Linked DNA regions of Homo sapiens: region 2 is linked to region 1. Evidence: chromatin loops called from intact Hi-C (ENCODE). Cell type or tissue: lower leg skin. All regions are shown on one strand. Each heading gives the region's core, and the rest is flanking DNA. Links, peaks and the distances in the headings are about the cores only. Region 1 has its middle 33 kb from the start of ETS2. Region 2 overlaps ETS2-AS1 (ETS2 antisense RNA 1).

Region 1 (15,413 bases), core at 4,062-12,061:
CATGTGATTAGATATAGATTACTGTCAGTTAAGTTTTTGTTTGGAAGGTGAAATAGAGGGTGCTTCTTACATTGTTAAAAATACATACATATGTATGAAATGCACCTACCATGCATAGATCAATACTGAGATTTTTCCACAAATTGAGGAGTAGAGTTTGCCCAAGTCTGAAAATAGAGACTCAAAGATAGACATAGATATAGACATTAATATAAACATATAGCTGTAGTGATAGATATACAAATACACCCACATGTATGTGTTTTTATATACACATATATTTTTATATAGCATTTAAAAATAAAAGTTTTAAAATACTCTTTACAATAGCACCCCAAAATATGAAATACTTAGAGATAAATTTAACAAAAGGTATGTAATACCTCTGTAATAAAAACTATAAGATGTTGTGGAGAAATAAAATAAGACCTAAATAAATGGAAATATATACAATGTTTATGGATTGGGAGACAATTTTCTTATTATGTCATTTATCTCCAAATTTATGTATAGATGCAAGGCAATCCCAATCCAAATCCCAGATGGTTTTTAAAAATAGAAATCAATGAGCAGATTCTAAAATTTATATGAAAATTCAAAGCACATAGAATGGCAAAAATAATTTTGAAAAAGAACAAATTTGGAGGACTTATACTACCTGACTTCAAATTTTAACCTAAAGCTGTAGTAATCAAAACAGTACTTGATATAGTTTGGCTGTGTCCCCACCCAAATTGCACCTTGAATTGTAATAATCTGCGTGTGTCAAAGGCAGAGCTAGGTGGAAATAATTGAACCATGGGGGTGGTTTCCCCATACTGTTCTCATGGTAGTGAATAAGTCTCATGAGATCTGATGGTTTTGAGTTCTCCTACATACGCTCTCTTGCCTTCCACAATGATTGTGAGGCCTCCCCAGCCATGTGGAACTGTGAGTCAATTAAACTTCTTTCCTTTATAAATTACCCAGTCTTGCATATGTCTTTATTAGCAGAATGAGAACAGACTAATACAGGACTGTACTGCTGAAAGAACAGACAAAAAAAGATCAAGCAAAATAGAAATTCTAGAAATAAGTTCCCAACTATATGGTCAAATGGTATTTTCAACAAAGATGCCAAAGCAATTCAACGAGAAAAAAAGGAAATTTCCAAAAACAGATGCAGAAATAAGTGAAATCCATATGAGGAGAGGGAAGAACCTCAATCCCTACCTCATACCATACAAAAAATTTATTCCAAGGTGGACCATAGGCCTTATCATAACACTAAACCTGTAAAACCTCTAGAAGAAAACTTTAAAAATATCTTTATGAATTTGGGGATGGACACATTTGTTAGCAGAGTCATAGAAAAAAATTTTTGGAATTCACCAAAATTTGGAATTGGAATTCACTAAAATTGGAATTGGAATTTGTATTAGTCCATTTTCACACTGCTATAAAGATACTACCTGGGACTGGGTAAAGAAAAGGGGTTTAACTGACTCACAGTTCTGCATGGCTGTAGAGGCCTCACAAAGGCGAAGGGGAAGCAAGGCACATCTTACATGGTGGCAGGAGAGAAAGAGAAAGAAGGGGGTAGCACCAGACCCTTATTAAACAACCAGATCTTGTGAGAACTCACTATCACGGGAACAGCATGGGGGAAACTGCCCCCATGATCCAATCGTGTCCCACTAGGTCCTTCCCTCAACATGTGGGGATTACAATTCAAATTATAATTCAAGATGAGATTTGGATGAGAACCCACAGCCAAGCATTATGAGAATTCACCAAAATTAAAAACTTCTGCCCATCAAAAGACATTATTAAGATATGAAATAGGCAAGCCGCAGGCTGGGAGAAAACGTCCATTCTTATGATTTTTTGACTTTATGATGGCTTTATTGGAGTGTTAAATGCAAACTCATGATAGTTTTGACTTACAACAGGTTTATCAGGATGTATCTCCATTGCAAATCAGGGAGCATCTGCATATATTTTTAAAAACTGCTAGAATTTAATAATAAAAAAAACAACCCTAGTTAAAATTAGGTAAAAGACTAAAAAGAGACTTTACCAAATAGGATATGTGACCAATAAGCACATGAACACCGTTAGTCATCAGGGAAATGCATATTAAAAGTGAGATAGGACTTCAGCCCTCTAGCATGGCTAAAATGAAAAAGATTGACCATTCCAAGTATAGCAGAGGAAGCCGAACTACTGGAACTCTTACATGTAGCTGGTGAGCACATAAAATGATATAACCATTTTGAAAAATGGTTTGGAAGTTTCTTATAATTTTAAATATATATCTATCCTATGACTCACAATTCAGTTCCTAGAGATATGAAAACATATGCCCACAAAAATCCTTGCACAAAAATGTTCATAGCAGCTTTATTCATACTAGCTCCAAAACAGAAATATGCCAAGCGTTCATGAACTGGTGAACCAATAACAAAATTGCAGTGTACCCATACATGACTCAGCAACAGACAGGACCAAAGCACCAATACACAGCAACATGCATGAATCTCAAAAGCATTATTCCGAGTGAGAGAAGCAGACACAAAAGTACATAGTGTATGATAACATTTATGACCTTCTCAAGGAAAACTAATTCATGGGGATAGAAATGAGAATAGAAGTTGTTTCTGGAATGGTGGGAATTGATCAGGAAGTGGCACAGAAGGAATTTTCTAGAGTGATCGAAAACATCTAATATATTGATAGTGATGTGAGTTACATAGCTGAATGCATTTGTCAGAACTGATTGATATGGTTTGGATCTGTGCCCCTGCCCAAGTCTCATGTCGAATTGTAATCCCCAATGTTGGAGCGGGGGCCTGGTGGGAGGTGATTGGATCATGGGAGCAGTTTCTTCCTTTGATGCTCTTCTTGTGATGGAGTTCTCACAAGATCTGGTTGTTTAAAAGTGTTCAACACCTCTCTCCTCTCTCTCTATTCCTTGTGCTCCAGCCACATAAGATGCATCTGCTGCCTCTTTGCCTTCCGACATGATTGTAAGTTTCCTGAGGCCTCCCCAGAGACTGTCGTGCTTTCTATACAGCCTGCAGAACCATGAGCCAATTAAACCTCTTTTCTTTACAAATTACCCAGTCTCAGGTATTTCTTTACAGCAGTGCAGCAATGAACTAATACACTGATCAAACTGAACCCTTACAATCTGTTCATTTTACTGCATGTAAATTAAACCTCACTTTTTTAAAAAAGGAAAGACCTTGCCATTATGGAGCTTGAAAAACTATTATGTAGTCATTGAAAAACAGATTTTTAAATTTTTCTAGTAACATATTAATGGCAACAATGTTACTTATTAAGAAGCTATATGATTATATATGACATGTTCTTACTTCTAAGAAAAATGTGGGCTTTAAAATATTGGTAAGAAATACAGGAAAATGCGATCAGTAATTGTATTAGTATGCTTGGGCTGCCATAAGTAAATACTATAGACTGAGTGGCCTAAACAACGGACATTTATTTCTCTCAGTTCTGGAGGCTGGAAGTCCAAGATCAAGGTGCCAGCCTATTGGGTTTCTGATGCGGGCTTTCTTCCCGGCTTGCAGATAGCTGCTCTCTCCCCTTGCTGTGTCCTCACGTAGCAGAGAAAGAGAGAGAGAGGGAGAGATTGTGTATATACAATATATATAATTATTAAATTATCTTTTTATGAGGACACCAATCCTATTCGATCAGAGCCCTACTTTCATGGCCTCAGTTACCTTAATTACCTCCATAAAGACCCCACCTCCTAATACAGTCCCATTGGTGGTTGGGAATTTCAACATATGAATTTTGAGGGAACATGATATAGTCCATTGCAATAATGATAATGATCTCTGGTTGGCGAGATTATAAGTAATTTTAATTTTCTTCTTTTTTTTTCATGTTGTTCTATTTTCCAAGAATGAGAGTGTATTATTTTTATCATCAGAAATAAACAATGAAAATTTTCTCTTTTAGAGAATACTATTTTACAGCACTTTTCCTGCTCTCACTGAAATGGCTTCGTTTAGTTTTCTGTTGCTGCCATGACAAACAGTCACAAAGCTAGGGGCTGAAACCAATAACGGTTTATTGCCTGACAGTTCTGTAGGTCGGAAGTCTGGGACAGCTCAACTGCTTTCTCTGCTTTGGGTTCTGTAAGCCTGAAACCAAGATGTCAACCAGCTGGGTTCTTACTAAGAGGCCTGGGAAAAATCAGCAGCCAGGTTCATCTATACTGCTAGTAGTTTCCATGGTTGTGGGGCTGAGGTCCCTGTTTCCTTGCTGGCTGTCAGCTGGGAGGAGCCGTCAGAGCCCCTAGAGATCTCCCTCTGGTCCTCACATGTGGCCCCTGCATCTCAGGGCCAGTGAGCGTGCATGCCATCCATCTCAGGATCAGACTCCACTGACTTCTCTTCCTGCTGCACCCCTCTTCTGCTCCCAGCCTGAGAGTGCCCTACTGTGAAGGCCTCATGAAATTAATTTGGCCCACCCAGAGAATCCAGGACAATCTCACTATTATAAAGTCCCTAAATTTAATTACATCTGCAAAGTCTCTCTGACCATGTAACACAGCATATTCACAGGCCTCAGAGATTAGGGCATAGACATATTTGGGGGGCCCTTGTTTTGCTGATCACACACATTGTGTGTGAAATTAGAAATAAGGCATGTTGGTTGCACAACCAAGCACAAGGCTGTGCCCCCTGGGAGGTTCTCAGTTCCTTGACTGGAGTACAGCTCTTGAATGAACAAGACTGTTGTAGTCATCGCCTTTCGATAATGAGGGCAGCATTGTGCCAACACCTTGACAGAGTGATTCAAAAGTGGGTAATCTCTGTGGAGACATGATTCTCATGTTATTGTCTGGTCAGACAGCTTCACTTCATGGAAACCACCAACATTCTCATTTGTACTTTGATATTTCCACTGGGCACCTCTATCAGCAAACTGCTCAAATCTATTCATTTCCTCGGAAAGCTGTTCCATAAGTGCTAATTGAGTCTATCTTTTCAATACATTTAAAAAATAAGTGCTAGAGATGGTGCACAGAGTTAGGGAAAAAATGATGCTGGAAACAGGTGACTTTGAGGAGGGTTCATACACCACGGGGCTGTTCACAAAGGTGTGGGCGTAGGAAACTGCAAAGTAGAAAGCAAGGTGCGGTACACGCAATAATGACCCCCAAGAGGTCCACCTCCTGCTCCCCAGAACCTGTGAACATGCTGCCTTACTCGGCAAAAGAGACTTTGCAGGGTGACTGAGGATCTGGAGATGGGCAGACTGTCATGGATCACCCATGTAGTCACAGGGTTCCTCGAAAGAGGGAAGCAGGATCCTCACAGTCAGAGATGAGTGATGATGAAAGCGGAGGGTGGGCAGAGAGAGAGTTGAAGGTGCCACACTGCTGGCTCTCAGGATGGTGGAAGGGGCCATAAGCCTGGGAATGCAGGCTGACTCTAGGAGCTCCAGAGGGCACTAGCCCTTGACGTTAGCCCAGTGGGACTATTTCTGGACTCTTGTCCTCTAGAAATGTAAGATAATAAATATATGTTGTTTTAAGTGAATGAGTGTGTGGAAATTTCTTACAGCAGACACAGGTAATGAATACAGGCAGTAACCTGGGGCTCCCTGCAGTTCAGCTTCAGCACCTTCTAAGCCTCGAGGGACAAGGGTAGGCACTAGTTAGTGGAACCACAAGGAGAGCCATGGAGAGTCAGCCTTTGAGAGGAGCATAGCCTCAGGCCCACGGACACAGCCAGCTCAAGGCCAGCTGGTCAAAAGGGAGGCAGGAGAGCCCGGTGGCTCACGTCTGGAATCTTAGCACTTTAGGAGGCCAAGGCGGGCAGATCACTTGAGGTCAGGAGTTCAAGACCAGGCTGGCCAACACGGTGAAATTCCGTCTCTACTAAAATATACTAAAAATAAAAAAATTAGCCAGGCGTGGTGGCACGTGCCTTTAGTTCAGCAGCTCGGGAAGCTGAAGCAGAAGAATCGCTTGAACCCAGGAGGTGGAGGTTGCTAGTCAGCCGAGATCATACCACGGCACTCCAGCCTGAGTGTTAGAGTGAGACCCTGTCTCAAAAAAAAAAAAAAAAAGCAGGGATCAGGGGAGGCAGGAGAGTGAAACTCCAGTCTCCTTCTGGAAATCCCCATGGGATGAACCCCCAAGAAACATGGGGTAGGAATCTGTTTGTGGTCAACACCCCACAGGTCAGCGGCACCCCACAGGGTGGAGAAGGACAGAGGTTAGACATAAAGGCTGAACTGACCACACTGTACACCATGCAGTCATGAGACGTGAGAAGCGGGGTGCCCCTTGTGCTGAGTCAGAGGCAGATGCATGTCTCTGCGCCATAACTCTCAAGATCATGCCTTATTGCAGTGGTTCCCCAGCTTTGCTGAGCATTAGAATCATGAATGGAACTTGGAGAAAATATAGATGTCCAGGGCCCACCCAAGAGTAATGGAATCAGAGGCTCCCAGGGAGGGCCCCAGAGGTGTGCTGACTATTGCATTGACTTCCTAGCTGCCCTTTCTATAGTTCTTTTCCTGGCATAGCAACTCCATATCTTTACATTATATCTTGAGACTCAGTGCCTTACTTCACCACAAAAAATGTCCTTGAATCTGAGTCAAACAGATGAATCATTTGTCTATAATTCACAAGAACGTTGCATCATACAAACTTTAGAATGGACTCCTGTGAAATGATTTTCAAGCATAATATCTTCAGGTCCACAATAAATTAGAGGGGCCTTAACTTTAAACTATGCTTACACATTATTCAGCTTTTATTGGGACCTTCCCAAAACTGAGGTGGCTTACATTTGGCCTTTAAGAATATAGAATTGTCTTAACCAAAAACGTGATGTTCCCACATGGGCTAACTTGGCAAAGCAGTGGCGTTTCTTTGACTGTCCACGGCTGTATTTAGAGTTTGATTTGACTCATGTTGTCTATTTTCTCATGAGCTTCTATATTTTAGGAATGTTGCAGTTCTCTTTGAAAAGTTTGAATGCAAGTGACCCATTCATTCTGTGATCATATAATTTATTGTCGTAACTGAAGCAATTTTAAGAGTGAAAGGGAGCTATGAATAATATACTGGGCACAGCATGATACGCTGGCCCCAGCCAGGCCCGTCCAGGGCACTCAGGGATGTGTGCTCACCTTTGCTGTTCATGACCCGAGGTAGGAGACAAGGACCAAGGTCAAGGGCTGCTGCACACTCACCGCATGCAGGCCGAGGTCTGGCTTCATATGAAGCATGCTCAGGTCTTTGGTAAAAGGTCCACTCTGGCTGTGTGCAGACATGAATTGGAGGAAGTAATAGTGAAGTGGGGGCCTAGTAAGGGAGGTGGTTACCCAAGGAACAGAGCACTTGGGAAGAGGTAATGGTGGCTTACAGGATGGTGGTAGTCGAGATGGACAGAAAAGAGTAGAGGGGCTTTGCAGGGCGGAATTTATGGGAGTACCTGATGGATGGATACAGAGGAGTCAGGAGGGATTTCCAGATGTCTGGGCTGAGCAACCGGGAGAGCAGGGAGCTGCTGACCCACACAGGGGATTCTGGAGGCCAAGCATACCCTCCATGGTGGCTTCTCCAAGGGGGAGCTTCAGCCTACGGTTCCTCACACTTTTCTGGGACAGGTGGTATCCTCAGGACAAGACTCACCCACGCAGATGAGTGTTTCTGAGGATAATTGGGAAGACACCCTGCATATGTTGCACGCTGTTTCTCATGGTCCTGTCCTTCCTGCCTGATGTTGGGCTGCAGAACCCCAGTCACATGGTGCAGCTCACGCAGACCAGGCTGTCTGTGCCCTTGTGTCTTTGCCTGGGCTGTACTGTCTGCAGGAAATGCTCCTGTCCCTTCAACTTCCCCGGATCCTGCCCTGTATTTATCGAAGGATTCTTGCTGTTCCACATCTCATCCTGCTGTAGGCATCACCTGGGAGCAACCCGGGGTCTCAGCTCCTGCTGCAAGACCTGATAATCTGAACCTGCTTAGTGAAAGATCTCCAAGTGATTCATCTACCCCTTCATGTGTGAAAAGCATTGGAGGTAGCTCCTACTCATTCATCAGTGTTAAGCTCAGGGACCACCTCCTCCAGAGAGCCTTCCTTGATGTTCCCACCCTCCCCAGCCGGCTGCAGAGACAGTTGGAGCATGGGGCACAGCTCCAGCAATGCGCCGTGGCCACCTTAGTAGGCACCTCTAGCTCTAGTTTCTTCAGGTCCCAAGACAGTTCTTCACTGGGCTCAGATGACACCACATCCTCCTCCTTTTAGGTCCAGAGGTAAGACTACCTTTTCTCTAGTGCTAGCCCCTGGGAGTCTCACCATCTCTTGTCCAAGCCTTTATCTCCGCCCAGGAAACTGTCATACGAAACTGTGACAGCCCAGGAAACTTTCCTTTATCAAAGTCTCTTCATCTGCACCATTTGGAATGAACTGTTTCTTGTTGAAATCTTGTCTGATTCATCAGGCAACTCTCCTTTAGTGTATAGATAATTTAGTTGTCTTTTCTGTGTGTACAAATTGTGTACATACAAAGTTTTTCCTTTATTTATGTAAATATTAAAAAAACACTTTGTATCTCTCTTAATTCTACATTTTCTTCAGGTACTGACATAACAACTGAAAGTCCCTTCTCTCAACATTCGGGTGTTTTGTGTGTGTGTGTGTGTGTGTGTGTGTGTGTGTGTGTGTATGTGTGTAACAGAGAATGGGTTTGCCATCAATGGAAATCTTTTTGTTGATTATATAGTTTAGAAATGTTTAGACAACATTGTCTTAAAACATCAATGGTTAAGAAAAATATAAAACAAGAAACAAATAGTTATAAAATATCAACTCTCCCAGGTTAGTCAATAAATTTAGGACTAAACTAATACAAATATTAGATAGTTTGAATGTTATATTGTTCTTAAGTTTTTTTGCATTGTTTTTAAAAACAATTAAAATTTATTCAGGTAAATACTGTTACTTGTATAGATGTACAGTAACAGCTTGTGGCATTCAGAAATGAACTTTATCGTTTTAAACATCTCCACCCATCTCAAACATAAAAGGTGAACTTAAATAAAAATGCAATACTCATACCATGTAATTTAAAGGGTCCAGTGATGAGGAATTATATTTATGAGAATTACATTGATGTCTATATTTTAAAATACTAACGTAAAATTATAATGCTATACCAAACTTCAAGAAATCAAAATCGTGGCATCCCAAGTAACAATAGCTAAACTAAAAAGAGATAAATCCAGATCACTTTAAAGAGACAGCCCAGGCTGCTGTGTCCCTCTGTGGTCCCGCGCATTCAGGGCCCTACTTCTGGGAGAGTTGAGTGAAACCTGGTGGCCTGGGTCCCTGAGCCTCACAGCACCTCCCTCCTCCTTGCTGGGGACCTGATGACCCAGGGGACCCCTGCTACTTCTGGGCCTCTGTGGGCTGTGCCTGGAGAAGCAGGAGCAAAGGATCCCCCAGGGAAAGCCTGGAACTTGAAGTCCACGTCAGCCAGGATTGGCCTACTACAATCATCTTCTTTTCTTAGCTCCTGGAGCTTTCTCTCAGTGGACAGAACTGCCCTCCAGCTTTCCTGAGCTCTTTCCTCACAGATGATAATCTTCTTCTTCTTTTTTTTTTTTTTTTTTTTTTTTAGACAGAGTCTCGCTGTCGCCCAGGCTGGAGTGAGTGCAGTGGCGCGATCTCGGCTCACTGCAAGCTCCGCCTCCCAGGTTCACGCCATTCTCCTGCCTCAGCCTCCCGAGTATCTGGGACTACAGGCGCCCGCCACCGCGCCCGGCTCAGTTTTTGTATTTTTCAGTAGAGATGGGGTTTCACTGTGTTAGCCAGGATGGTCTCCATCTCCTGACCTCGTGGTCCGCCCACCTCGGCCTCCCAGCGTGCTGGGATTACAGACATGAGCCACCGCGCCCGGCCGATAATCTTCTTCTGACAGAAGGAAGTGGTCCTCTCCAATTCTTTGCTGATGTCTTTGGCCATCTCCTTGTAGAGGCTTCAAATCCGCTGTGTGTGTTCACGTTTCTACACATGCTGGGAAGTTTCTTCATCTCTAAGCTGTGTGTTTCCACCTCAGGTGATCTTCTCTGAAGTTGCACTATATGTTCTTGATGTGATTCAGGCAGGATTTGAAGCTTCAGCTGCAGGTTCTGGATCCCACCTGTGAGCCAGGATTTTTTTTTTTTTTAGATGGAGTCTTGCTCTGTTGCCAGGCACAATCTCGGCTCACTGCAGCTTCGACTTCCCAGGTTCAAGCAGTTCTCCTGCCTCAGCCTCCTAAGTAGCTGGGATTACAGGTGCACACCACCATACCCAGCTAATTTTTTGTATTTTTAGTAGAGACAGGGTTTCACCATGTTGCCCAGGCTGGTCTCGAACTCCCGACCTTAAGTAATCAGCCTGCCTCCGCCTCCCAAAGTGCTGGGATTACAGGTGTGAGCCACCACACCTGGCCCAGCTAGGAATTTTCAAATTGCAAAGATGCTTTCTCAGTTTGGAGGCATTTGATTTTTCCTGTGAGCTCTCATTCATTGCATTTTCTTCCCACAATTGCCTGGCTATTTCTTGATTTTTCTTGACTTTCACAGGACATATTTAAGTCACCATCACCCAGCAAAACTCTTCTGACTTACAGTTGGGAGGGCTGGGGCTGGGGGAGGCGGTCTTCATTTTCTGCTTTTCTCTTTAGCTCTGTTTTCTAGGTCTCGTCACCGTGGTCTCTAGGGAAATCTCGCAACTACATGGTGTCCAGCAGGTTTTCAGCCATAGATTTTAATTGGCTCATGGTATCTTTCATGACCTTTTTTATTTGTGCATTCAAAAGTTCCAGCTTTTCTTTCGCCTCCTTTTTCTGTACTCTTTGCTTCCATCTTGTAATTTCTTGGTTGAGCACTTCTGGACTTTCTGCAAAATGAGTGTTTTCATTCAAACCACCTGTTATTTTCTTCTGAAGTTTTTCTTCATCCTCCTTTGATCCTTTTAAGATGTGTCCTACATCAGTCACTTGAGAACATTTAGTAGGCTTGTTTTTTCCATGCTTTTCCCAGAAAGCCTCCTATGTCCTGCAGGGAAGACCTGTATTAATGGTTGACAAGCAGAGGGATTATAATGTTCAAGGTCTGGCCTCCATCAGGGGTGACTTGAAGGCTTCCTGGGCCTGTGCCTTGACTTCCATCCTTCTACACGTTCTGGCTGCCTTCTACATGGACCTCTTGATGGAAACAGTGTTTGGCTCAGTTCTTTTCGTGTGTCATAAAGTGTGTCATCTCTTGATGATTAAGATCACCACAGCAGCACAAACCAGGACCTCCCCAGGATGCCCAGGGACCCCCAGGTCTTCTCTCAAGCCATCACCAGCAGGGCAGCCCCCACCAGCCCCAGAGTGGCTGGAGAGACATTTGGGGACCAGCAGCCCCTCCGTGGCTCTGCCACTGCTTGCCAGTGGCCTAAGGGCCACAATGAACCATTCAGAACCCTGCAGAGTGTTCTGTCTCTAATGCAAACAAGCGCCTGGCAACCAGGACAATCAGCTGGGCTGCGGGAGGGGAGGCAGCCAGGTTCTACAAACAGTGTCCCTGACTTTGCTCTGCTCACTGCACAAATAATAATATACTAATGAAAAAAAAAAATGAAAGAGAACACAAACAAATGGAAAGACATCCCATGCTCATGGATTGAAAGAATTAATATAATCAAAATGACCATACTGCCCAAAGCAATCTACAGATTCAATGAAATCCCTATCAAAATACCAACATCATTTTTTCCCACAGAAATAGAAAAAACAGTATAAAAGAGTCTGAAAGGCCAAAGCAATTCTGAGAAAAAAGAAAAAGGCATTACACTATCTGACTTTAAAATATACTACAAGGCTATTGGTAACCCAAATAGCATGGTATTGGCATAAAAATAGACACATAGTCCAATGGAATAGACAAACCAAAAATAAATCCACATACTTGCAGTCAATTGATTTTCCATAAAAGAATGAAGAGCATGCAATGGGAAAAAGACACCCTCTTCAATAAATGATGCTGGGAAAATTAGATACTCACACATAGATGCATGAAACTGAACCTTTATCTCTTACCATGTACACAAATCAACCCAAGGTGAATTAAAAACTTGAGCATAAGACCTGAAAACATAAACTGGTAGAAGAAAACATAGCAAAAACACTTCAGGACATTGCGCTAGGCGAACAATTTATGGCTAAGACCTCAAAAACACAGGCAACAAAAACAGAAATAGAGAAATGAGACTATATTAAACTAAAATGCTTCTGCACAGCAAAGGAAACAATCTACAAAGGGAAGAGATGCCCTTTTGGATGGGAGAAAATATCTGCAAACTATTCATTTGGACAAGGAACTAATATCCAGAATATACAAAAACCTCAACAAAGTCAACAGTCAAAACAACAACAAATAATAATAATCCCATTAAAAAGTGGTCAAAACATGAATACACACTTATCAAAAGAAGACATATGACATACACACATATCAAAAGACGGGGACACACGGTTGATGGAAGTAAAAATCAGTGCAGCCACTACGAAAAACAGGATGAAGATTTCTCAAAGAAGTAAAAATAGAACTACCATGTAACTTATTTAGTGTTGAGGTGTATATGGGCTGTATTGTGTGCCCTCAAATTGATATGTTGAAGTCCTAACCCCCAGAACCTCAAAATGACACTGTCTTTGGAGGTAGGTTACTTACAGAGGTAATTGAGTTAAAATGAAATAATTAGATCTGGCCCTAATACAATATGACTGGTATCCTTATAAAAAGGGGGAATTTGGACACAGAGAGGGGCAAGGAGGGAAAGTGACATGAAGAGACACAGGGAGAAGATGATCATCTACCAGCCAATGGGAGAGAGGGCTGGAGCCAGCTCTTTCCTCACTGCACTTAAAAGGAACCAACCTTATAGACACCATGATCTTGGATTTCTAGCCTCCAGAACTGTGAAAGGATACATTTCTGTTGCTTTAAACCACCCACTTTGTGACACTTTGTTATAGTAGGTAGTCCTGGGGCATTGATACAGGAGACAGGGCATGGGAGGTGATGACCACCAGGAGGAGCAGAGACAGAAAAGGTGAAGCAAGCAAAAGGAGTGGGGTGTGTGTGTGTGTGTGCATGCGTGCACATATGCACATGTGTGTTAGTGTATAAGTGTGCGTGTGTGTGTGCATGTGAATACCTGTGTGCACACACGCACATGTGTGTATACATATGTATGTCTATGTGTGTCTCTGGAAGTGTGACTGCACACATGTATGTGCAAGTGGGTTGTGTGTGTGCATGTGTGTTCTTGGGATCCTGAACTGTCTTAATCCCAACTGAAGGGCTGATTTACAGAGACACTTAAGCACATGTGACCCCGGCCCCCATCACAGTGTTGGGTAGGGTGATGCCCTGTGGCCTCTTGTTGTGATACAATTGCTGACATGCAGCGATCAGGAGCAACTGGTTATTTTGGCTCCACCCACAGACATAGTTGAAGTGCTGGGCTCCACACTTCTCACTTTAGGGAGACTCCTATACCATTGCCTCTTTCCTCCAGGGCTCCTTCACTAGGAAGTGGCTTCCAGAAAGCGTGGGCAGCCTGGCTTCCAGTGATCTGCAGATTCCCAGAGGCTGATATTGAACCATGGTTGGGATTTGCTCTGGGGTCCATACATAGCTTGAGAAAACAGAAGCCCCAAGGTATGCAAATTTGACCCAAAATACAAGTCTGATTCCTGAGGACCTGAGAATTAGAAATGAGATGCTAATTCCTTAGGATGAGCTTCATCCAGAGGGTGGGAAGGCGTGGAGCACCTGCAGCACTATTGACAACTACTAGGGTCAACAGGAAGCCAAAGGAGGGTACCCTGTGAGGGAACATCCGGCCACTCAGCTGAGCTCCAGCCCTCTGAGCCCTCCCCTATTCCCAAGCCACAGTCTGCATCTCAGGCACAAGGAATCAGGGACCACGGATGAGTCAGGATAAGCCTCTCCAATTTCTTTTTAGGGGGTTCACCTCTCCGAGCTTCAGTTTCCACATCTGTAAAATGGGCATAATAAAACCAATCTCCCAGGGTCACAGGGAGGTGTAAGTGAGATGACAGATGAAAGTGAGCTTTGAAAATGGCGCCATATTTCCCAATTAACTAATTACATGCTTACACTGCAATGAAAAATAACCTCTTCCAGAACCAAATTGGGTGGAGTTTACCAGCAAATCATAAAAGTGTTTCTCATCAGAGCTTTACAGGCTACAGCAGACAGGCAATCTTTTTTGCTTAAGAGCTCATTTTTTTGTTTACTTATCTTCGTTTGCTCCCACCTCCACTTTCTTTCCTCCAACCAACCCACCTTCCTCCGGGCCACAGTCTTTGCTGGATCTGTGCTTCTGACCTTATGCCACTCAAACATACATGTGTGCTGAGCCCCAGGTCTATGTCTGGACAGTATGAAGCCATAGACACAGAAACAGCTAGCAAGAGTCAGATGTGGTAATCCCAGGCAGTTTTGCCATCTGAACATGACTTTGAGAAATGGGGAGGGGGCAGTTACTCATAGTACATGGAACAGAGGTCATGTCCATTCCAGTTGCCAAGATGTCATCACCTCAGCTATGACCAAAAATGGTCTTTCCCCTAATGTTAAATTTCAAGCAGAAGTCACATGTCCAGACTCCGCCCAGGAGTTACAAAAGAGTTGCACAATAAGGGGTTTCCCCCTGCACTGCTTCAAGACTCACCCTTCTGTTTTGCTGTTACAGAAAAGACAGATTAATATCTGGCCCAGATTATGAGATTCTTGCATCTGTTCGAACTCAGCTAGCTGCCAGCAGCTGCTGTAAATGAGGGCTGTGTGTTCTTTGGGTAGGAGGTTCCTGATAATTTAAAATTCAAATCAAGGGCTGTGGCCTCTGGTTTGTGGAAGGAGGAACTAGAAACTTGAAGGAGCCCTAGGTAGCATCTGGGGCAGCATTTATAATGACTTCAACCAAACATGACAGGGTTATTTTGGCCAGAGGACAACACCAGAAAACAGAAGACCAGGGTTTGAGTCTTGGTTCAGTTAAGTACTTGTTTCATCACTGAACTCTGCCCCTGGATTTCTTCTGATGAAAATGGAGACATGATTGTCTGGGATCCATATTTTCTTTGCAGATCCCCTGGCTCAAACACACCTTCCTTGGCGTGCTCTGTTCAAATAGCACCCCCATCCCAGGTTACTGACTTTACACAATCTTATACCCCCAATAGATCAATCCCCCCAACAGCCACAAATGACCTGGCTTTATGGAGGGGAAACTGAGGCAGAGAGTGATTAAATTGCATACCCAAGGTCACAAATAGTGCCTGACAGACCCAGTGACAGTGATAAT
Region 2 (15,413 bases), core at 3,006-11,005, 57 kb before region 1:
CCCAGAGCCAGCTTCAGTCCTGAACAACCTCCCAAGTCTATCCTCTATGGAGCCTGTAATACATTAGGTTCTGTCCTACCCCTGTATACCTTATTACTAGATGGCTCCTTAAATAAATCATAAAACCCCAGTTCTTAAGATGACACGAATGTGCCTATTCCTTTCAAATGAGACGAACCCATGTATTTACCATACATGAAAAACTAATGCCAATGGCATAATCCCACGTAACTTTTCTGATTGATTGGGGTCCAGGTTCACTAAAAGAGTCACTCAAAAGCTTTCTAATCTATTTCCTTACTTGTTGGCTGGGTAAGTGTTACATTTGGGAAATAGAAGAAGAAGGTGATTAGAGGATAGAGCTGGGGCCATTGGCCTCGTGTAGGCACAATTCTTCACAGCTTTCACAGGATAGGAAAATGTAGGGTTAAGGGCTGCTTTCCAAATCGTTTTCCCCTGTTTGCCATTGCAGCTTTTCCAGACCACTTAATTTGATTTTCAGTGTTCAAAATCTTGCTTATAAATCTCCCCTGAGTGGAGAGTTGGGTAGGTGGAAGGAGGAGACGAAGAGAGAATGTTCACAATGCTAATATCATGGTTATACGGTGGACCCTTGAACAACACAGGTTTGAACTCTGTGGGTCCACTTCTAGGCAGATTTTTTTCACCTCTGCCACTCTTGAGACAGCAAGACCAACTCCTTTTCCTCCTCCTCTTCCTCAGCCCACTCAACATGAAGATGACAAGGATGAAGACCTTTATGATGATCCATTCCCACTTACTGAATAGTAAGTATGTTTTCTCTTCCTTATGATTTCCTTAATAATACTTGCTGTCCTCTAGCTTACTTTATTGTAAGAATACAGTGTATAATATAGATGACATACAAAATACATATCAATTGATTGTTCATGTTATTGGTAAGACTACTTGTAGGCTATTAGTAGTTAAGTTTGAAAGAGTCAAAAGTCATATGTGGATTTTTGACTGTGTGTGGGGTCAGCACCCCTAACCTCGACATTGTTCAAGGGTCAGCTGTATTTATTTAAAGAAGCATAGAAAAGAATACATTTATTCACTTGATAAACATTTGTTGAACACCTGCTATGTGACAGGTTGAGTCGTAGGTGCTTAAGAGAAGTTAGTAAAATGAGCAAAGACACCTGCCACGGAGCACTTATGTTGTAGCAGGAGGAGCAGGCAATAAACAAAAAATAAAAGATAATAATATAATAGATAATACATATAACACAATAAGGCAATAAACACAATAAGATAAAAAAAGTCACAGTATGTCAAAGGTGATGAGTGCACTGGAAAGAAAGGAGTGCAGAGAGAGGAAGGAGGGCATAGGCCTTGCCTGTGAGAGGACAGATTGCAGTTTTAAATAGGAATGGTCAAGGTTGGCCCTTCTAAGAGAATGACCTTTATGAGAAAGCCTGCAAGAGGTAAAGGAGTTAGTCGTTGGGGTGTCTGGGAAAGGGGGTTCAGGCAGGTGGAACAGCCACCACAAAGGTGTTAAGGCAGGAGCATCTGACATGTTCAAGAAATAGCAAGGAGGCCAGTGCAGCTTGGGTCTTAAGGGAGGGGGGAAAGTAGGAGGCTGGGGCAAAGGAGGAATGCGGGGGCCAGACCATGTAAGGTCTTGGGAAGAATGAGAAAAATCAAAGATGCCCTCGAACCTGAGCAAAAAACCAAAAGCAAAAACAAAAGCCATAATAAGCATATTGGCACTTGATTAATTTAATTCCTTATTGAATTAGTAATTCTCATGGTGGGGGAGGGAAACTATATATCATACCCCCTACCCCTGCCACCAACCGGGGAACATCTTTACACCATTCCCCTCCTTTTAACACCACTGCCTTATGGAGGCATCTGTGCTAATGGGCAGATACTTAATGTGCTCCTTGCAAATATTAGGGCAGGGAAAATGTTGAAGACGTTTGGTGTAAACACACCAAATTTAACTGACATAATTATTGCCTAATATGTGTGTCTTCATCCATTTGGGCTGCTATAGCATAACACCTTAGATTAGGTAATTTATAAACAACAGAAATTTATTGCTCACAGTCCTGGAGGTTGGGAAGTCCAAGATCAAGGAAGATTTGTGTCTGGCAAGGACTTGTTCTCTGCCTTGTTGCTGTGTCCTCACATGGCAAAAAGGGCAAGGAGGCCCTCTCAGGCCTCTTTTATAAGGGCACTAATCCCATTCATGAGGGCAGAGCCTTCAAGAGCAAATCACCTCCAAAAGGCCCCACTTCTTTATACTATCACACTGGGCATTGCATTAGTTCATTTCCACCTGCTGATAAAGATATACCTGAGACTGGGTAATTTATAAGGAAAAAGAGGTTTAATGGACTCACAGTTCCACGTGGCTGGGGAGGCCTCACATTCATGGTGGAAGGCGAAAGTCACGTCTTACATGGCAGCAGGCAAGAGAGAATGAGACCCAAGCAAAAGGGGTTTCCCCTTATAAAACCATCATATCTTGTGAGACTTATTCACTACCACGAGAACAGTCTGGGGGAAACCGCCCTCATGATTCAGTTATCTCCCAACAGGTCCCTCCCACAACATGTGGGAATTATGGGAACTATAATTCAAGACGAGATTTGGGTGGGGACACAGCCAGACCATATCAGGCATTAAGTTCCAACATATGAATTTTGGGAAGACACCAACATTTGGATCATAGCAATGTGAAAACTCTTTTCTAAGGCAATTTTAAATTTTTGTCATTTATATTCCCACAAGGTATCCTGAGCAGAACTACACCAGATAACATGGTAGAGTTTTTTTAAAGGTTCTTAAGGGGTGTATCTTAATGTAGCTAATAAATATCCCAGTAGGGCTTTCCATGTGTTTGTTTCAAATCATAGAACCAATTTAAACTCCACCCCTTTTGGATGGGGCCAGACTCATACAAGGAGTGGTGACTATATGAGTTAATGTGGTTTTACTACTCAGGAGGAGAGATTTAGCTGTCATTTTAGACCTCATTTAAAATATTATAACTTCCTTCTCATGTTTCTAATATTCTATCTTGTACAGTAGTTACATTTTTGGATTTAAAATCCTCCCTTTTGAGCCTTTGTAAGCTAGTGTAGAGATTCATGATGTGCGATGAGTTACAATTTTTATGAGGCCCAACTTTGAGTCTCAGGCACTACAGGAATGGGCCCCAGAGGTGGGTTCCTGTTTTCACCTGGCATCTGGCGTCACTGTGGCTTCATCATCCCATACTCACCCTGACCTCCTCCCTTTCATGCGAAAGTGAACATTTTATTGTGAAGTCCTGTTCTATGGTGATATTAACAAATTTGAGGAATTTTGTAGTCCTTGCAATGCAAACTCACAACTGTCAAATGTCTACTGTTTCTATTTTTACCTTTTCTGAGTATTAAAAAATGAAGTATAATTTAAGTACAACAAAATGCACAGATCTTACATGCTTAGTTTGATAAGTTTGGACAATTGTACACCTGTGTAACCATCATCCCAATCAAGATTCAGAACACATCCACCACCCCAGAACTTCCTCTTCTCTCCCTTTCCAGTGAATTGTTGATCCACCCCCACAATCTTGGAGGCAGCCACTTTTTGACTTCTATCACCATAGCTTTAACCTCATAGAACAGTTTTGCCTGTTCTAGAGTTTCAAACAAATGAATTCTTCCAACATGTATTCTTTGTGTGTGTGACTTCTGTCTCTCAAAGTGGAGTTTTTGAGATGTGCCCATGTTGTTGCACCTATTAGTAACTTGTTCTATTTAATTGCTCAATAGTATTCTACTGTATGACTATACCACAGTTTGTTTACCCATCCTCCTGTTGATGGACATTTGTCATTTTGGGGAAGAAGGCTATTGTAAATAAAGCAGCTATAAACATTCTTGCATACGCTTTCTGTAGACATAGGTTTTCATTTCTTTGGGGTAAGTATTCATACCTAGAAATGGAATTGCTGGGCAATAGGGTAGCTTTAAGAGAATTGCCAAACAGTTTTTTAACATGATTGTACCATTACTCTCCCCTAGTAATATAAGATAGTTCCGGTTTCTCTACATCTTGGCCAACATTTGGCATTGTCAATCATTTTTATTTGAGCGACTCTAGTGGGTGTGAAATGGCATCTTGATGTAGTTTTAATTTCCGTTTCTCTGATGACTAATGGTGCTGAGCGACCTGTCATGTGCTTCCTGACCATTCCTACATGTTCTTCTGTTAAGTGTCTGTTCTTTTGCCCATGTTTAAAATCAGGTTATTTGGTTGCTCACGTTAATTGGTAAGAGTTCTATTATTTATTTTTGTACTTGTCCTTTTCCCTGGTTACCTTCTAAGTTCCTTGAGATATTTTATCAATTCTCTCTACAGCGTCCAGCACAGTGCTTTGTAAATAGCAGGTGCTTAATAAACACTTATTGGATTATCAGCATAAAGTAGTAACCCTGCCTGTACAGTGGAACAACTTGTTGATTTTATTAACAGAATTCAGTAAAGTTTGGGCATTCAATTTTTGGATTGGCAGCGTCTCTTACTTTTCACTTTTTGAATTGGACATTACTCTTTTCCAGTATGTGACCTTTTGCCAACATTCAGGCTGCTCATTTCTAAATGCTTTAAGCCAATCTGGCATACAGTACTTGATTGTGGAAACTGTCATAAACTTTATAGTTAATTTTTATAAGACTTACTTAGGAAGATCTGAAGTTTTCATGATAGGTGATCTCTTCGAGAAGTTGAAATATTTATAGTCTTGAAAATAGAATGTTCTGTACCATCACCTTCTGTTTTCCTCCTCTTCTGAAATTTATGAGACATTTCTTAACCAAGAACCAGAGCCCAAGGGGCAGACAGAAGAAATATAAATAGTTTTATTTGAAGATAAAGATGGTGAGCATCGACAAAAAGAATATCTGAGGCTTTTTAAACCTTGTCTCCTTTCCAATTTTGTCAGCCAGAAGCATTATAAATGGGTGCTCCACTTTGAAAGAACACCTGCAATGATGTCATCTTTATGTTCTTAAATTAGTTCTAGACAGACTGGCCAGCTTGGGTAAGCCAGAGCAACGTTTCCATTCTCATCCATTTGAACTTTGCCTCAGACCTATGGCTCCTGTGTGCTAACCCCATGTTTTAGAAAAGCTCTCATCCCCAGGGTGATTCAGAAATCTTGAAAATCATATGTAGCCAGTGAATTTATTGGTTAATTTTTTTATCTCAAGTCAACTCAACAAATTAAAATTCTTTCCTGATCTGATCTCAAAAGTAATACTTGCTTGTTGTAGATAATATAGCATGAATGCATACAGAAAATAAGGTTGATCTAAAAATTGATCTCACAAAAATAATTACTATTAAAATCTCATAGGTTTACTTGCCATTATTTTTGTTTTTATTTTCTAACATTATATCTAACCTGTAGTCTATAAAAAAAGAATCATAGTGAATATATTCATGGATACTGGGCTTTGTTTGTTTTTTTATTTTATTTTATTTTTTTCTCCAGAGTGATTTTCACTTACTGTTACAGATTTTTACCGGCTGTGTAGCATTTCATTTTGTTCTGTTTGTTGATTATGTTTGTATTGTATCTCAATAGTTTTTTTTTCTTCATGTTCTGAATAAGAATGAAATCTTTTTCACCAATGAGAGTATATTTTTGTTTGCTTCATGTTGGTGTATGGAAAAGCAATGGACTGTTGTACGTTTATTATTATTTTTTAATCTGGTCCCTTTACTTTGTTTTTTTTTTCAATTCAAAGTGCTTAGAGTTGAATCCCTTGGGTGTTTAGGTTATCCAGCCATGTTGTTAGTTTATAATGAACTTTTAATCACCTCCTTTCTCTTAGTTATGGTTCATAGTTCTACTTCCAGTCTTATTACATGACTCTGATCTTCTTGAGCAAGGTGAAATAGTAGACACACCTGCCTTGTTTCTGGTTTTAACAGGAATACTTTTAATGTTTCATATGCTGGCCACTTGTTTACGTTTACATAATTATGATGTGAAAGAAGTATCCTTGAGTTCTCATTTTCCCTAAGGATTTTTAACAATGTGAGAATGTGTTTTAGGTGTTATTTAATGCCCTTTAAATCCTAATAAATGTGGGGACCGCTGACATAAAGTATTATAACGTTGAATTTTCTAAAATTGAATGCTTTTGCATTCCCAAGATAAGATATGCTTTCCTTGATCATGATAGAAAATTCCTTTAGGATACTATTTATTTTGCCGCTACTTTATTTAGGATTTAAAAATTACTCCTAAGTGAGACTAGCTCATGATTTTCTTTTCTTTATTGCATTATCTTTGTTAGGTACAGAAATCAAGATTAATTTAGCTTCATGAAATCGATTGTGTAGCTTTCCATCTTTTTCTATTTTCTAGAAGAGTTGATACAACCTGATTCCTCAAATTTGTGAAAGAAACTTTTGACATATGTTAATTGTATTTTAAATTTCTTTTGTGGCTAGTAATATATTCACATTTAAATTTTTCTCTTATGTCAATTTTGGTAACATGCCCAGAAAAGTGTGCTTAATTTTAAGATTTTAAATTATATTTTGCAAGGTAGAATATCATAATCTCCTATCACTTTTGTTCTCAGCTCAGTTTAATTTTAAAAACTTTTTATTATATAAAATTAGAGAAGATAGTACAATTAACTATTGTCCCATCTTCTAGCTTCAACATTAGTCAGTTCATGAAAACTTCATTCTACTTATATCCCCATTCATTTTGTCATTCACTGCCACCCCCTCTCCCATTATTTTGAACAAATTCCACCATCATAATTTCATCTTTAAATATTTCATCATGTAGCTCTAAAATATATGGACCTAAAAATAGTGAAAATATCACTACCTACCTAAAACGTTGGCAATAATTTCTTGATGTCATCAAATATTCATTCAATGTTCATGTTTCTCCAATGATCTTTTGCTTTTATACAGTTTGAGTACATACATTATAATCAGTTGATATGTTGCCTCCATTTCTGTTATTATACCTTTCTCCTTCCAACTCTTTTTTCCCTTGACATTTCTTATTTCTGATTTCTTATTTGCCCATTTTTCCTGCTTATGTTTATCGGAAGCTTATCATTTTGCCTTTCTCTTTTGTTATTTGTTCATTTTTTCTGTTTTCTTAATTATATTTGCTTAGGGTTTATTATATTTTTTAAAGAGCCAAATATTGCACTACATCAAATTTGACACTATACTCCCAGCCTCCTCTAAAACATATTTATCTTATTGCAATTGTTTTCTTAGAATCCTTTCTTATCTCACCAATCATGTTTATCTTCTCATCTGGTTGTCTTGGCTCGTCTTACTTTTTAAAAAACTGATGTTAATTTTCCATTCACCTTTTTTCTGTTTTCTGTGTAAGAGCCTGTGGAAAAACAGTTAAGACCCCTCAGTGGCTGGGCAGTGGGAGCTGCAGATCAGCCTTCAGTGGGAGACTGAGCCCCTTAGACTTCAGTAGGGATCAGCTGAATGGGCCCAGAGGCCACCTACACCTATAGCCCAGTCTGCAGCCTCAGCTTGGAGAGCAGTCAACTCAGGAACTGGAGCAGTCCATTCTCCCTGAAATTCCTCCCTGGCCACAACCTTTTCCGCAGCAGCTGCTCTTCCCTTTCTGTCTCTTCAGGATCTCTGTGGAACTGGAGATCAGACATGGCCTTCCATGGGTGTCACAGGGGTGCCACCATGCACAGAACTTCCTGGGCCAGCATCGCCTACATCAGACCTGTGGAGTGAGCTCGTCTCCATTTTTCACATGTTTTAATCCCTCCTCAAAGCTCTCAGACATTTAAACTACTATCAATCCCCATTCACTGAGCCAGACTCTTGTGGTGTTAGTGCAAAATGTGCTCCTTGTGGAGCACACAACCTGCCATCTTTCTGTCTTTAATGCTCATCTTCTTTCCCCTTCCTTTGCAGCCTGTTCTTTGGTTTTGGTTTCTGATTTTGTTTCATGGAGTTGCTGTCTTTGTGTATTCTATTAGTGATGGCACACTGTTTCGAAAATAATTTACTTCTGGTATCTCTAGTAAATCATTTTGAGTTTCCAAAATAATTTATTTCTGGTTTGTGCAGTAAATCATCTTCAAAAGTCTCTCCATCCCCTTCTGAGTTGTTGGGGTTGTTTTTCTTTCAGTTTTTAAAAAATATTTTATTCCCAATGGCACATATTGATGTTTTCCTTTTAGATTTACTCTTAGAAGAAACATTTATCTAGCCTTGATGATGGCCTACGTAAGAATGTGTTAACTTCCCTATCTTTGTTAAGGAGGTCACTGGTTATGGCTCATAGTGGCAGACAACAGAATGCACTCTGGTTACTCTGAGAAGAAAATGATTTATCAGATGATACGATGATTCTTACAGAACTTCACCAGGACCCAGGAAATAAGATTTGATTGCTGCACACTTAGAAACAATGGCAATCAAGGGAAATGCCCCATCTTACATGGAGCTCTTCTAGTGGAAACACCATGGTTGCCACCACGTACTGCTCCGTACCTAAGTTTCTAGGAACCAGACTCTGGAAACTCTTCTAGAACTGCCCCAGGAGAACCAACGTGTCTGTTGCTTGCAAAGACCTCCAGTGTCCCTGAGCCTGGCCACTGCCTCCCATTGCTCAAACCCTCCTAGTCTCGTATGTGGACATCTGCTTGGAAGAATCTCATCCACGTACAAAATCCTGGCTCTGGTAAGTGGGGTTTTTAGTTTTCTAGCATTGTTATATCAGAAGCCTCACTAGAATCAAGCAGGAATGGCAGTGGAGTCAGCGAAAAATCTGCCGCACTAAAGAAGTTTAGTGATGGTTAGAACTCCTACAATCCCAGGTCTAGAAGGCCTTCATCCATGGTAGCTTTGCTATACAGGAGTGGGTCTCCTATCACACAACTGATTTCCTAGAACTCTGTGCCAAAGAATGATATAAAAAAAAAATCACCAATCCCTTCTTGCTCACTCTAGAGCTCCTCTTGCCTTCATCTTCCCTAAAAGAAATTTATTTTCTCAAATGAAATGTGTTACTAACAATTTCTCCCTAAACCCTTCACACCACATCACTCCCCTGATCCCTGCACATCTACTAGTTTTCTGAGAGTTTTAGTATCAAGGTGGAAATAAAAATATGTGGGGAGAAAAAGGAGAAGGGAATTCTGATCATCAACACAGTAGAGGACCAGCTGCACAGTTTCTAGGTTGGTATAGATCCTGGGGGCATGAGCTGGGGGCAGAATCGATGCTCTCGGTAAATTAGCTGACCCGTTTGAGGACATTTGAAATAAATTACTTCTAAGCAGAATTCTAGAGGCAATGTGCTATGATTTCATAAAATTATAGCCATTTATATATTAGAGACTTTTTTCTTTGACAAAAATGCTGCATGGCTTTTCAACAAATGGTGCTGGAACAATTAGATATCTACATACAAAAGAATGAAGTTGGGACCTTACCTCATAGCATACACAAAACTTAACTCAAAATGGATCATAAAAAAAATGGATCATAGGCCTCTTACAGAAGTCTAGATGTAAGAATTGAAAATGTAAGATAAAATGTAAGATATACAAATAGTCAATAGCACGTTGGAAAGATGCCCACCATTAGTCTTTTGAGAAATGCAAATCAAAACCTCAATGTGATACACGTCACACCACTAGGATGGTTAAACTAAAAAAAAAAAAGACAATAACAAGTGTTGACAAAGATGTGGAGAAACTGGACCCCTCATTCATTGTTGGTGGGAATTTAAATTATGCAGTTGTTTTGGAAACAAGTTTGGCAATTCCTCAAAAAGTTAAAGTTACCATATGACCCAGCAATTCGGCCCCATGAGTACTGAAAACATATGTTGATGCAAAAACATCTATGCAAATGTTCAAAGCAGCATTATTCATAATAGCCAAAGAGTCAAAAAGCCCAAATATGCATCAACTGATAAAAGATAAACAAATATGGTACATCATTCACCATAAAAAGGAAGGCAGTACTGATACATACTAAACATGGATGACTCTTGAAAACAGTACATGAAAGGAACCAGTCACAAAATGTCACAAATTGTATAATCCCATTCCTATTGCATGTCCATAAAAGGCAAGTCCATTGGGACATAAAACAGATTAGTAGTTGCCAGGAACTGAGGGTAAGATGGGGAAAGACTGCCGATGGGTGCAGTTTTTCTTTTTAGGGTGACAAAAATGTTCTAAAATGAGAGAGTGGTGAGGTTGTATAACTCTGTGAGTACATTAAAAACCACTGAATTGTAAACCTTAAAAAGGTGAATTTTGTGATAGGTGAGTTAAACCTCAATAAAGCTGTTATTTAAAAAAGTAATGCATGAGATTCCTATTTGAATGTCACCAAGAAGATTGTTCACTTGACACAGATTTATTCATGGTACACTCATTATATGAAGTATAGTCCTAGCCTCAGTAAAAATTTAAAAAAATTTAAAAACAGAATATATAAGTGTTTCAAACTCAACAGATTTTAGGAAGCAAACTCAAAAAAAAATCAGAAGAAAGGAGATAATAGATAAAAGCAACAATTAATGAGTTAGAAACTTAAAAAACAGTAGGTATAATACATTCAAATTTAGTTCATTAAAAAAACAACAAAGCAGACAAACCTATTTAAGAAAATAAGGGAGAAAACACAAATATAAAGAAATGATAAGGGAGAAATAATTATGGAAACAAAGGGAAGTGAACAAAATAAGGAGGACTTCACCTCAGGCCATGAGGAAATAGCAAGACATGAACTTCTTTTCCTATAAAAAGCTTCGAAACAGGACAAAATAGATTAGACAACTGTATTCAGACATTGGACAATAGATAGCACAGTACTGTGATCCCTAACAACAGATAAACACCTTTCTACCTGGAGGCGTTTTTCAGACCATGGTCGCAGAAGCAGCAACCCGAACGGGGCCCAGTGGCCTCAGAGTTGAAAGGATAGAGATCAGAGTTCAAGGAGGCTGAACCTATAAGACATTGTAAAGATGATTTCCAAAGTGGAGGGAACTACCCAGAGAAACCACTGCAGAAATTTGCAGAGGGTCTTCATGAGTGTTTGCTGAGTTTTAGGCTGTTCCTGTGCAGAGTGAATGTCAACAAAGATGGGCAAAGCATGACCAGTGAGCTGTGAGCTGACTGAATGCCCATCACACAAGGAAGGCAGATGTTTATGGTCTGGCTTGTCAGAGTGGAGAGTCCTCAGCAACACCCTGGAGTGGTCACTGAGTACCCCAGGGCAGTCACGCAGTACTGATAGGACCAAATTATTGGTGGAGCAACATTATTCTACATCTACCCTAGAAAAGCTTTAAACAAAAACAGGTCTCCAAGGGATCAGTCTAATCTTCAAATGACTTAGATGTTTTTCAAAACAAAGCCCACCACTCTATAAAGGGAAATGGCAAAATGCAAGCCCCAAAACATACCATTTATAGTATCCTGCTAAAAACTACAAGAAGCAAAAAGAAAACGTGAATAATAACTAGGAGAAATATTAACCATTAGAAGCAAATCAGAAAGGACAGAGTGATATGGTTTGGCTGTGTTCCCACCCAAATCTCATCTTGAATTGTAGTTCACATAATCCCCATGTGTTGTGGGAGGGACCAGGTGGAGATAATTGAATCATGGGGGTGGTTTCCCCCATCCTGTTTTCATGATAGTGAGTAAATTCTCACGAGATCTGATGGTTTTATAAGGGGCTACCCCCTTTACTTGGCTCTCATTCTTCTTCTCCCTGCCATCATGTGAAGAAGGATGTGTTTGCTTCCCCTTCTGCTATGATTGTAAGTTTCCTGAGGCTTCCCCAGCTATGCTGAACTGTGAGTCAATTAAACCTCTTTCCTTTATAAATTACCCAGTCTTGGGTATGTCCTTATAGCAGTGTGAGAATGGACTAATACACAGAGATTATGGAATTAGCAGACAAGGACCCTACAACAGGTATTATAAATACATTTAGGTACTTAAAAGAAAATAAAAACATAGTGAGGACAGAATTGAATAAATTTAAAAGAACCAAATGCAATTTCAAGTGATGAAAAATACAATAAATGAAATTAAAAAATTAGTGGAAGTAATATGAGTAAATTGAATAATACAGAAGAAAAAATTACAGGTTCACTGAAAGGTCACTGAAAATCAACTGACAAAAGGCAGATTAGTAGGAGAAAAAGGCATACAAACTTTATTTTAATGTGCATAGCACAGGGGAGTTGCAGGAGAATGATTGCCCAATAACCCAATGGGGTACAGATACTTATAGCCCCTTCTTCACAGGGGAAGGGAAAATGGGGGAAGTGTGGCAATCTGAGGGATAATAAATGATTTTTAGGTGGAAATAAATGGGCCTAATGGTCCGACAATGGTTAGTAAATTGGAAATTTACTAACCATTTGGAAATTGGAATGGGGCAGAAAGAAGAAATGGTTTGGGATTCTTCCTCTGTGATATGAATTTTAGTCTTCTCTGGTTAATAAAATTTCGAGGCAGGCAATTGTGTTCCTCTTTGGTAGGTCCAGTTTCTAGATAGATGAGGGAATTTTAGAGAACAGCTTTATCCTATGCTTTGGGGAGGACAGAGGACTGGGAGATGGGGGAAGGAGTTAGAACTTGAGCTGCTTCTTTAGATCAGCAATATTTTGGGGTGAAATATTGATTTTTTAGTCTCCTGTTTGAAGCTTTATTTTCAAAAGGTTTCACATATTAAAGTAGGATTGGTAGCTATGGAGAGAGAAATCAGATTAGTAATCCAGTGGCAAGCGATCTGTAAAGGGAGAAAAGAACATAGATTATGATGAGAATGAATACATAAAGAAAGAACAAATCTAAGCACTTTCAAAAATCCAATTAAACTAGTCTCTTATTTCTGGAAATTGGCCAGTCCAATTAAACAAGTGTGTTTCATTTTAAAAGATGGCATTGTAGATAGATTCTCAAAGCTAGGCCTCTATATATGATGTAGGCAAATAGAGCTTTAATAAGAGGGCTTTTATGGAAACAGAAACAAAAAACAAATGTTAATGGGTGAAATAATTTATAAACTAGTTTCTTTAGAGTCTGGAGGACAGTCAGTTGAGAAGATTAGTGGCAATCTGACAGATTTTTGTAGCCTGCATTTTGCGTGTAGAAAGTTTTGTCCAAATATAAGCTGTTGCAATAATATTCCTTCAAAGCCAAGTTGACTAGCTTCAGCCTCAGGAAAAAGGCAGTTTTAGTTTCTAATAATTCTAAGTCAGAAGGGTGGAAGAAAAATTGGAAACATTAGTCTGAGTGTCTCAGCCATATATTGGAGGAAAATAAAAATGTGTGATTCAGTCCAGATACAAAGCTCAGAAACAAATGGACAAGGCTAGAATGTAATAACAGGCATATGTGAAGTTTTTTTCTATGACATAATTTTTTCTCTCGAATCCTCCCATTTCAACCAAAGATAATCATAGACAGACTGTTTTGTTTAAGTTTAGTCTTTGACCTGATTATTTACAAAAGTTTAGTAAGAATGATGAATGACCTATAGGCTTGTTCTAAGTTGGCTTTGCTGGAATATTTTCATAAAGAATCTCAGATTAGACTTTTTAAAAAGCCCCTTGGCTTCCTAGCTATGTTAAGAAGTCAAGCCAAAAATCTGACTCAGTCTCAGACTGTGTCTGTAATACCTGTATAAATGGATGAATACCTCTTTTCTCAAGGTCCCTCAAATAACTTGAGGTTCATGGGCCTGTCATAAGGTGACATTCATTACTCACCACAAAATCAGGAAGCTTGTAAGGGAATCATGTAGACAAGGTACAAGGCCAGTCTCTCCAAGGGACATTTTATCAGCTCCACAAAAGTCAACTTCAGTCCTCAAAGCAATCTGATCATATCTAAAAATATTGTATTTCAGTCAGAGCCTTGGTAAAATAACCAGTGTTTCCAGTTGTGTCTTGTTATAAAAGAGAATGAGTTCTTACTGAACTTATGAAATAATTGTAAAGCCATAAAGTAAGAATACTCATGAAGAATTTCTGAATTCTGAAGGGATCAGGTAGAGAGAAAGGTAAATGTTTCAACTTTTTTCACAGAAATATACTTTGTCTATAGCTTTTACTGTAAAGCTATAGATAGCTTAAGAGAAAACAGTTTTCTTAACTCTCAAAAATAAAACTTGAAAAGGATAAGCAATGTTTCAAACAAAAGAATCATAAAAAATTATTTCAGTCCTTCACCATTTCAGCTCTATGTAATTAATTCTTGTTCTGCTTGACATTAGGTTAGCAATTTTATGAGTCAATTTTTTTTTCATTAGAGTTCTGGAATTTTAACCAGTCCAATGAATGGTATGTTCTCAAAGTTTTCTAAAAACCTTTTAACTTACTAAAAAGGTTTTTGAAATGATGACAACTTTTATTCTTGTTTATTGCATTTACATTTACCTGATTTACTCATTCTTAACAATTATATTTGAATTGCTCATAGAAAATAAAGCTAGCCATTTAAGTGATTTTTAATTTTAATTTATTATTTATTTTATTTCATTTTTTTCAGACAGGGTCTCACTCTGTCACCCAGACGGGTGTGCAGTGGCATGATCATGGCTCACTGCAGCCTTGATTCCAAGGGTGAAGTGATCTTTCCACCTCAGCATCCCAAGTAGCTGGGACTACAGGTACACACCATCACATTCAGCTAATATTTTTCTTTTTCCTTACTCAGCTAATTTTTAAATTTTCTGTAGAGATGGTGTCTCACCATGTTGTCCAGGAATGATCTTGAACTCCTGGGCTCAAAGGATCCTCCTGCCTTGGCCTCTCAAAGTCTTGGGATTACAGGTGTGAGTCACTATGTCTGGTCTATTTTTTAAAAGGCAACACGAGGCTAATCCTGTGTCAGCAAGCAGTTTATCCTACCAAGGCCTTTGAGATACTGGGCACAGACACCCCCCGCAATGTCCCTCCCACAGCCATCCTGGGTATCCAGGAAAGCTCTGAAGGGCAGGGCCCATCTGGGTCCTAGAGTTACATATCAGATGTAGAGCCCAGGACAGAGGATAGACTTTTGAAGAAAATGTCTAGAGGATCCAACCCCACTGAGCATGGCCAGGAGGTATAGCTGGGCCAGGGAAGACGGGGCCGTATTGGGCTTGGCTCTGCCCTGCAGCTGGTGGCTTAGGCACTGTAGACCCACGTGTCCCCAGGCCTCACCATAGCCACCTGTCCAGAGCCCAGAATCCAGAAGCTCAAAACCAAAGATATAAGCTCACAGTAAGATGTATGTAAGGTTGGGGGAAACCCAGCAGCCAGCCCACAGCACAGTTTTAGCTCACAGACAAATCAAGCAAGTATTAAAAATATCACAGAAGCAACAATTTTGTAACCTTAAAAT

What was found. A loop is a pair of places that touch in the nucleus more often than their neighbours do. Peaks named below come from ENCODE experiments on the same cell type or tissue, not always from the same donor. Only the 100,000 strongest peaks of a DNase experiment are listed, where the experiment ranks them.
Region 2: it touches region 1 in a loop (2.0-fold over the local background); 15 of 110 quality-filtered maps call a loop at or near these places.

Annotation. Positions count from the first base shown.
Region 1 is chr21:38,831,014-38,846,426 of GRCh38, reverse strand. No RefSeq gene overlaps it. Among named protein-coding and RNA genes, the nearest start is that of ETS2, 33 kb to the right of the region's middle. RefSeq lists enhancers at 14,708-14,897, 13,887-15,086. In lower leg skin, for the core only: no CTCF peak of the experiment used is centred there; a DNase peak (open chromatin) is centred at 7,216.
Region 2 is chr21:38,887,276-38,902,688 of GRCh38, reverse strand. ETS2-AS1 (ETS2 antisense RNA 1) reads left to right here. Exons shown (of 4, transcript NR_120405.1): 3 at 724-788. It also overlaps the pseudogene RPSAP64. Among named protein-coding and RNA genes, the nearest start is that of ETS2-AS1, 43 kb to the left of the region's middle. In lower leg skin, for the core only: no CTCF peak of the experiment used is centred there; no DNase peak of the experiment used is centred there.